2 separate regions of the Homo sapiens genome follow, and region 2 is linked to region 1. A link is an interaction called in ENCODE POLR2A ChIA-PET data of the cell type or tissue named here. Cell type or tissue: GM12878. All regions are shown on one strand. Region 1 overlaps OGT (O-linked N-acetylglucosamine (GlcNAc) transferase). Region 2 overlaps KIF4A (kinesin family member 4A).

Region 1 (4,000 bases):
CATTAGTATTAAGTGCCATTAGAGTTGAGTGGGTGAATAATGAAAAGCAGTTGACTCTGCTTTTTATTAGCAGCTCAATTGTGCTGCTAGTCATCTGACTCATCAGTCCATTCATCTGGATGAGACACTCATCACAACAGTGAGCTTAAATTTTTATTTGCCCTATTTTGCCATTGTCAGTCACATCTACCAGTCAACAGGCAGAAACAATGACAACAGGAAGTATGCTTATTATTCCAAACTGTTCCATGGGTGAAAGAGACTTAAGTCCTAGAAAGTGAAATTTTGTCAACTGTGCCGAAAAATCATCATATATATGATTTGCTCTGGAACTATATTATGGTTTCCAAAATCACTTAATTCTACTGATAAACAGCTTTTGTGGTTGTATAGTATCATCCATCAGGTGAACCAAAAAGTCTGCCAACAAAGTACAGGCTGCCACACAACAATCTTACGGTCAGCCATACTGGGTCAGTTCCATCATCTCCCTGACTCAATACTGTCCTTCAAGCAATGACTGATGTTCTAGAGAGTAAGGTTGTCTCCCATCACTTCAAGCACAAAAGGCTAATACTAATCCTCAAAACATCAAAGGTACCATTAATCTTATTTGACTTCTCCTCTAATTAGCCTGAGCACTTTTTAACACTATACTCTCAGAAGTAATGAATTATATAATCTTGCTATCTACTTTGTATGGTTATGTTTTTTTCTAAACTGAAAGGGTTACCCCTGTTTTGGCAGACCATGACTGCATAATCCAATCCATGCATACAAGCTCCTTCTACTACTTGATAATTGTGGTTATACATGTTTGGACTTTTACCAATTCCTATGCCTTTTCTAAGTCATAATAATCAGAAGTCTTGCAATAATTCTCCAACAATGACTGTAATGGCCATACATAGTAGCCAGCTGTTGCGTAATTTTATTACCCTCTAGTTTCTATGAACTCTTGGATGGATGCCACTTAAGTCCTGACAGCATATCTATATTTTGTTATCATCTAGATCCATTACAGTATACTATATCAAGTTAACACAATGCTCATAGTTAAAAATACATTATCTTCAAGATTACTATAAGATAATCAATAAGGCAGTTTTAGGAAAAGCTAAAACATCATATTAAATGTAACGGTGAAATCCAATTCTCCTGTTTGGGGATCCAAACCTATGTGCATGAACAGCTAATTTCTAGAAAACGCACGGGCACCACCATTCTCCCAAAAGTTCAAAACCCAAGACATCACTTCTGCTTCATCTGTCAAATCAAAATGTTTTTGACAATTATATTTCTCAAAACTAGCCCATTTTATCCATCCCAGGTTAATACATTTCAGGCAAACTGTTACTCAATTCAATAACATGCCTGGAACTATAGGGAAAAGATATAGAATCCTTATCATCAAGGGGCTTACAATCTATGTGAAAAGACAAGGCACACACTAAATGCCCACTCAGTAGTAAAGAATTTTAAGAGAACTAGATGATGAGCTCATAAGAGAAGTTTAAGCTGGGCCTTGAAGGATGAGTAGGGTTTTAATAGACAAAGGAGGAGGGCACTGTATACAAGGGAAAATCGTGAGAATAAAAGGAGATAGAAATGAGCAAGATTTTCCTGTAGAACTATTTCTCCTAAGATTGCATCAGTTTCCTGCCTTTCCTCCTAGAGCCTCCCACCCCCACCAGCCACAACATCTAGACACGTACATACATATGAAGTAAAATCAGGTCGATAAAAACCTACAGTAATTCTCAATTGCCTCTCAAATTAAATTCAAACTCCTCAGCCTCTCTATTCTTTATAAATCTTCCAATTGACTCTCCTCTACTACATTCACTTCTTGTTACTACTTGACTCACCACTTCAGCCAAGGAAGTCTACTTGCTATTTACCTTCCTACAGAATGCTTAGGTCATAAGCACCCACTCGAGGAAATCTTCTGATTAATACTCTCCAACAATTATCATCCAAGGAACTTACACCATTTTTTCCTTTACGGGTCAGGTCCTGTCTTATATTATAACCCGCAACTTCCCCCACAACACATCTCCCCATTTCCTAACAAAGCATTGTATGCACAATAAGCACTCACATATTTAAATGTGACATTTGCACAGCAACCTTAACAAAAAGCAGAACAGAGAAGAATCGAAATATACAACAGAAAGCAGAACAGAGAAGAATCGAAATATATGGTTTTCTACAGTGCAGCTGTATAAGAGAGGCTCAGCAGTAACAAGTAACAAATAACATGACAGGAACACACATGATGGCCAGGATGCCAGCAGCTCTCCATTCTGTGCATCCACAATCAAAGCACAAGCAACAATTCAACAACCTATAGATTCAGAAACAGACCTGTTTAAAACAACTCAGGGTTATAGCCGTTACAGAAAGGACAATTTTATACATAATTTGCAAAAGGAATTGCCAGGTATAGGCAACTCTAGTGAGTCACCATGTCAAAGAACATGTGCTGTCACTGCAAGGTGCTATCTGCAATAACACCTTCAAATACAACAGACTGCCAGGCACAGTGGTTCACGCCTGTAATCCCAGCACTTTGGGAGGCTGAAGCAGGCGGATCTGTTGAGGCCAGGAGTTCAAGACAAGCCTGGCCAACATGGTGAAAGCCTGTTTTTGTAAAAATACAAAAAATTAGCCAGGCATGGTGGTGGGCACCTGTGATCCCAGCTACTTCGGAGGCTGAGGCAGAAGAATCGTTTGAACCCAGGAGGCAGAGGTTGCAGTGAGCCGAGATCGCGCCACTGCACTCCAGCCTGGGTGACAAGGGCAAAACTCCGTCTCCAAAAAAAAAAAAAAAATGACAGACTAAAATCTTACCAAAATTATGAAAACACCCAACATTATAATTATAGAAGATAATTCAGAATGAAAAAAATGAGATAGCTGTCTCAAAGATAATTTCTATAATCAAGTCACAGAGAACAACTTCTAAATTGACATATCTATTAACTTAAAAAGATAAACACTGTTGAAAACAGTTACCAAGGTTACCAAAGATACCACCTTAACATTCTACTCTTTCACTGCTGCAAAACCAAAATAACCTGAGTTTCTTTAACCATTTTTCATAGAATGCCAACTACATCTATGATTCAGGTACACAATGTACTAATGATGCATTTAAGCACTGTCAACAAGAACATAAGGAACAGACGCAAGGTTCTACCAGTACTGAACTGACAACGGGCATTTGACAGTAAGTTTAAATCTAGTTAAGACTTTAGATATCCTGAAATAAATTAAAATATGATCACTATGGCATGTTTAGTTGAAATCAAGGGAACTTGCACAATCCCATTTTCATTCTTATTGGTAAAAACAGTAATAAATAAGTAAAGCAGCACCTTCCACTAGAAGAAACATAGAACCAGATGACAACACATGGCCATTCAATGCATTCAAGAGGTAATCCCATGATTTATTTTAGTACTATCTCACTTCCTTGGTAGGGTACAACAATAAGCTTCCTGCTAACAGCAGGTTAGATATTAAATAGCAAGGTTCCATCTCTCACTTTAGTTTTCCTTCTCAGCATAGTCCTACTGCTTGGGTACACTATCAGTAGCAATGACTGCTCTGCTACACACATAGGCAACTGGAAACCTGAGCCAAGGGCATTAGAGTTAAAGATGGCAAGAACCACAGCTGTGTAAGAGGGTACACTATCAATAAGAGTAGAATCAACCTGATTAATAAAGGTAAAGAACTTACTGTGACAACTGGGTACAGAGGTGAGCCCTGAGCCCTGGGAAAAATGGGGTCCAAGGCCCAGTGGCAGTACATACCAGGCTCCCTAAAACTTTATGTGGGTAACTAGCTAGATTAGTATTGCAATAAAACTTACAAAAAGTCACTCAAATGTACATATATATACACTGAGTGTCTCAGAAAAGATAGACAAGAAATTAGTTTCATTTGCTACCTCCAAGAGTGCTAACTGGAGGTATTCACTGTATCCATTCAA
Region 2 (4,000 bases), 1.2 Mb after region 1:
TTGTTTTTTTTGTTTGTTTGTTTTTGAGACAGAGTCTTGCTCTGTAGCCCAGGCTGAAGTGCAGTGGCCTGATCTCAGCTCACTGAAACCTCTGCCTCCTGGGTTCAAATGATTCTCGTGCCTCAGCCTCTCAAGTAGTTGGGACTACAGGCATGTGCTACCATGCCTGGCTAATGTTTGTATTTTTAGTAGAGACGGGGTTTCACCGTGTTGGCCAGGCTGGTCTCGAACTCCTGGCCTCAAGTGATATGCCTGCCTTGGCCTCCCAAAGTGCTAGGATTACAGGCTTGAGCCACTGTGCCAGATCACAACTTATTTTCTTATATTGATCTTATATTCTGCAACCTTGGTGAACTCATATATTAATTCTAATAGACTTTTAGTGGATTCTCTAGGATTTTCTATATACAAGATCATGTCATCTATAAACAGAGATAGTCTTGCTTCACCTTTTCCAGTTTAGATGCCATTTATATATTTTTCTTCCCTAAACTTCCTGGTTAGAACCTCCAGGACAATGTTGAATAGATATGGCAAGAGTGGACATCCTTGTCTTGTTCTTGATCTTAGGGGAAAAGTATGCTCTTTTTCACCATTAAGTATGATGTTAGCTGTGGGTTTTTCATACACGCCCTTTATTACGCTGAGGAAGTTCTCTTCTATTCCTAGTTTCTTGAGTGTTTTTATCATGAGTGTTAGATTTTTGTCAAATGCTTTTTCTGTGTCTATTGAGATGATCATGTGGTTCTTGTCCTTTTTCCTACTGATACAGTATATAACATAAATTGATTTCCATATATTAAACAAACTTTGCATTTTTCAGATGGACTTCACTTGGTCATAAGTGTATCATCCTTTTTTTTTTTGAGACAGTGTCTCACTCTGTTGCCCAGGCTGGAGTGCAGTGGCACGGTCTTGGCTCACTGCAGCCTCTTCCTCTTGGGTTCAAGCAATTCTCGTGCCTCAGCCTCCCAAGTAGCTGGGATTACAGGCACATGCCACCATGCTCAGCTAATTTTTTTTTGTATTTTCAGTAGAGACAGGGTTTCGCCATGTTGGCCAGGCTGGTCTCAAAACTTCTGACCTCAAGTGATCTGCCCATCTCGGCTTTCCAAAGTGCTGAGATTACAGGTGTGAGTCACCACGCCCAGCCTATCATCCTTTTTAAATGTTGATGGATTTAGTTTGCTAGAATTTTGTTGAGGATTTTCATGCCTATATTAAGATATATTGGTCTGTAGTATTCTTTTCTTGTGATGTCTTTGGTTTTGGTATCAGGGAACACAAACCTCATGGAATGAGTTGGGAAGTGTTTCCACTGCTTCTAGTTTTCAGAAGAGTTTCTGAGAAATGGGTATTTCTGTCTTTTTTTTTTTTTTTTCTGAGACAGAATCTCACTCTATCGCCCAGGCTGGAGTGCAGCGGTGTGATCTTGGCTCACTGCAACCTTCGCCACCTGGGTTCAAGCAATTCTTGTGTCTCAGCCTCCCAAGTAGCTGGGATTACAAGTGTGTGTCACCACACCCAAATAATTTTTGTACTTTTAGTAGAGACAGGGTTTCACCATGTTGGCCAGGCTGGTCTCGAATTCCTGACCTCAGGTGATCTGCCTGCCTCGGCCTCCAAAAGTGCTGGGATTACAGGCATGAGCCACAGCACCTGGCCAAGAAATGGGTATTTTTTCTTAAAATGTTTGATAGAACTCACCAGTGAAGCCATCTGTGCCTGGAATTTTCTTTGTGGGAAGTTTTTAAACTACTAATTTAACTTCTTGTCATGGGTCTATACAGATTTTCTATTTCTTCTTGAGTCAGTTTTGGTAGTTTTTGTCTTTCCAGGCATTTGTCTACTTAATCTAGGCTATCTAATTTGTTGGCATACAGTTGTTAATAGTAATTCCTTATAATCCTTTCCTTCCGGCAAGACTAGTAGTGATATTCCCTCTTTCATTCCTAACTTTAGTAATTTAAATTTTCTTTCTTTTTTTTCTTTTTTCTTTTCTTTTTTTTTTGAGATGGAGTCTCGCTCTGTTGCCCAGGCTGGAGTGCAGTGGTGCGATCTCTGCTCACTGCAAGCTCCGCCTTCCGGGTTCACACCATTCTCCTCCCTCAAACTCCTGAGTAGCTGGGACTACAGGCACCCACCACTACACCTGGCTAATTTTTTTTTGTTTGTATTTTTAGTAGAGATGGGGTTTCACCGTGTTAGCCAGGATGGTCTCGATCTCCTGACCTTGTGATCTGCCTGCCTCAGCCTCCCAAAGTGCTGGGATTACTACAGGTGTGAGCCACCGCGCCTGGCCTCTTTTTTTTTCTTATTAAGGCTATCTGAAGGTTTGTCAGTATTTGTTGATCATTTCAAAAAACCAACTTTTGGTTTCAATGATTTTCCCCGTTTTTTTCTATTTCATATTTCATTAATTTCTACTTTAATCCTTTTTTTTTTTTGAGACAGTTTCGCTTTTGTTGCCCAGGCTGGAGTGCAATGGTGCGATCTCGGCTCACTGCAACCTCCACCTCCCGGGTTCAAGCGATTCTCCTGCCTCAGCCTCCCAAGTAGCTGGGACTACAGGCATGCACCACCATGCCCAGCTAATTTTGTATTTTTGGTAGAGAGAGGGTTTCTCCATGTTACTCAGGCTGGTCTCGAACTCCCGACCTCAGGTGATCTGCTCACCTTGGCCTCCCAAAATGCTGGGATTTCAGGCTTGAGCCACCGCGCCCAGCCTATTTCTACTCTAATCTTTTAATGTTTCCTTTCATCTACTAGCTTTGGGTTTAGTTTGCTCTCTTTTTTTCAGTGTTTTAAAGTAGAAGGCTAGGTTATTGGTTTAAGATCTTTCTTCAATTAAAAAAAACTGAGATGCAGTCTCACAATTTTGCCCAGGCTGGTCTTGAACTCCTGGGGTCAAGTGATCCTTCCACCTCAGCCTCCCAAGTAGCTGGGGCTACAGGAGCCTTTCTGCATTTTTTAATATAGGCATTTACAACTATAAAATTCCCTCCAAACACTGTTTTAGCTGTATCTCATAAGTTTTGGTATGTTGTATCTTTGTTTTTATTAATCTCAAAGTATTTTTTAATTTCCCTATGACTTCCTTTTAGACCCATTATTTATTTAGGATTATGTTAATTTCTTCATATTTGTGAATTTCCTAAATTTATTTTTGTTACTGATTTTTAATTTCATTCCATTGTGGTTAGAGAACAGATTTTGTATTATTTTCAATACTTTTTCTTTGAGACGGAGTCTTGCTCTGTTGCACAGGCTGGAGTGCAGTGGCACGATCTCAGCTCACTGCAACCTCCATCTCCCAAGTTCAAGCAATTCTCCTGCCTCAGCCTCCTGAATACTGGAGATCACAGATGTGCCACCATGCCCGGCTAATTTTTGTATTTTTAATAGACACGGTGTTTCATCATGTTGGCCAGACTGGTCTTGAACTCCTGACATCAGGTGATCTGCCCACCTTGGCCTCCCAAAGTGTTGGGATTACAGGAGTGAGCCACCATGCATGGCCTGTTTCAATACTTTTAAATTTATTGAGGCATAAAAGGTCTAGCATATGGTCTATCCTGGAGAATGTTTCATGTGCACCTAGGAAGACTGTATATCCTGCTGTTGTTGGTTGGCGTAGTCTATAGATTCTGTTAGGTATAGTGTGTAATCTAGCATATTACATAAACTTATAGACCAATATCTCTTATGAATGTAGATATGAAAATGCTAGGTATTATATTGTTGAAGTCTTCAATATCCTTGCTGATCTTGTGCCTATTGTTCTATCCATTATTAAAGTAGGGGCTGGGTTCAGTGGCTCATGCCTGTAATACCAGCACTTTAGCAGGCCGAGGTGAGAGGACTGCTTGAGCCCAGGAGTTCGAGACCAGTCTGGGCAACATAGTGAGATTCCATCTCTACAAAAAATAAAAAATTTGCCAGGTGTGATGGTGTACAGCTGTAGTTCTAGCTACTCAGGAGGCTGAGGTGGGAGGATTGC

What was found. Peaks named below come from ENCODE experiments on the same cell type or tissue, not always from the same donor. Only the 100,000 strongest peaks of a DNase experiment are listed, where the experiment ranks them.
Region 2: POLR2A ChIA-PET joins it to region 1 with 5 read pairs; 2 of 35 experiments call an interaction of 5 or more read pairs at or near these places.

What each region holds. Positions count from the first base shown.
Region 1 is chrX:71,539,507-71,543,506 of GRCh38, reverse strand. The region is part of intron 3 of OGT (O-linked N-acetylglucosamine (GlcNAc) transferase); the gene reads right to left. Among named protein-coding and RNA genes, the nearest start is that of OGT, 8.4 kb to the right of the region's middle. In GM12878, no CTCF peak of the experiment used is centred here; a DNase peak (open chromatin) is centred at 2,197; H3K4me3 peaks cover 1,013 bases; H3K27ac peaks cover 1,342 bases.
Region 2 is chrX:70,377,174-70,381,173 of GRCh38, reverse strand. All of the region lies in intron 18 of KIF4A (kinesin family member 4A), which reads right to left. Among named protein-coding and RNA genes, the nearest start is that of GDPD2, 44 kb to the left of the region's middle. In GM12878, no CTCF peak of the experiment used is centred here; no DNase peak of the experiment used is centred here.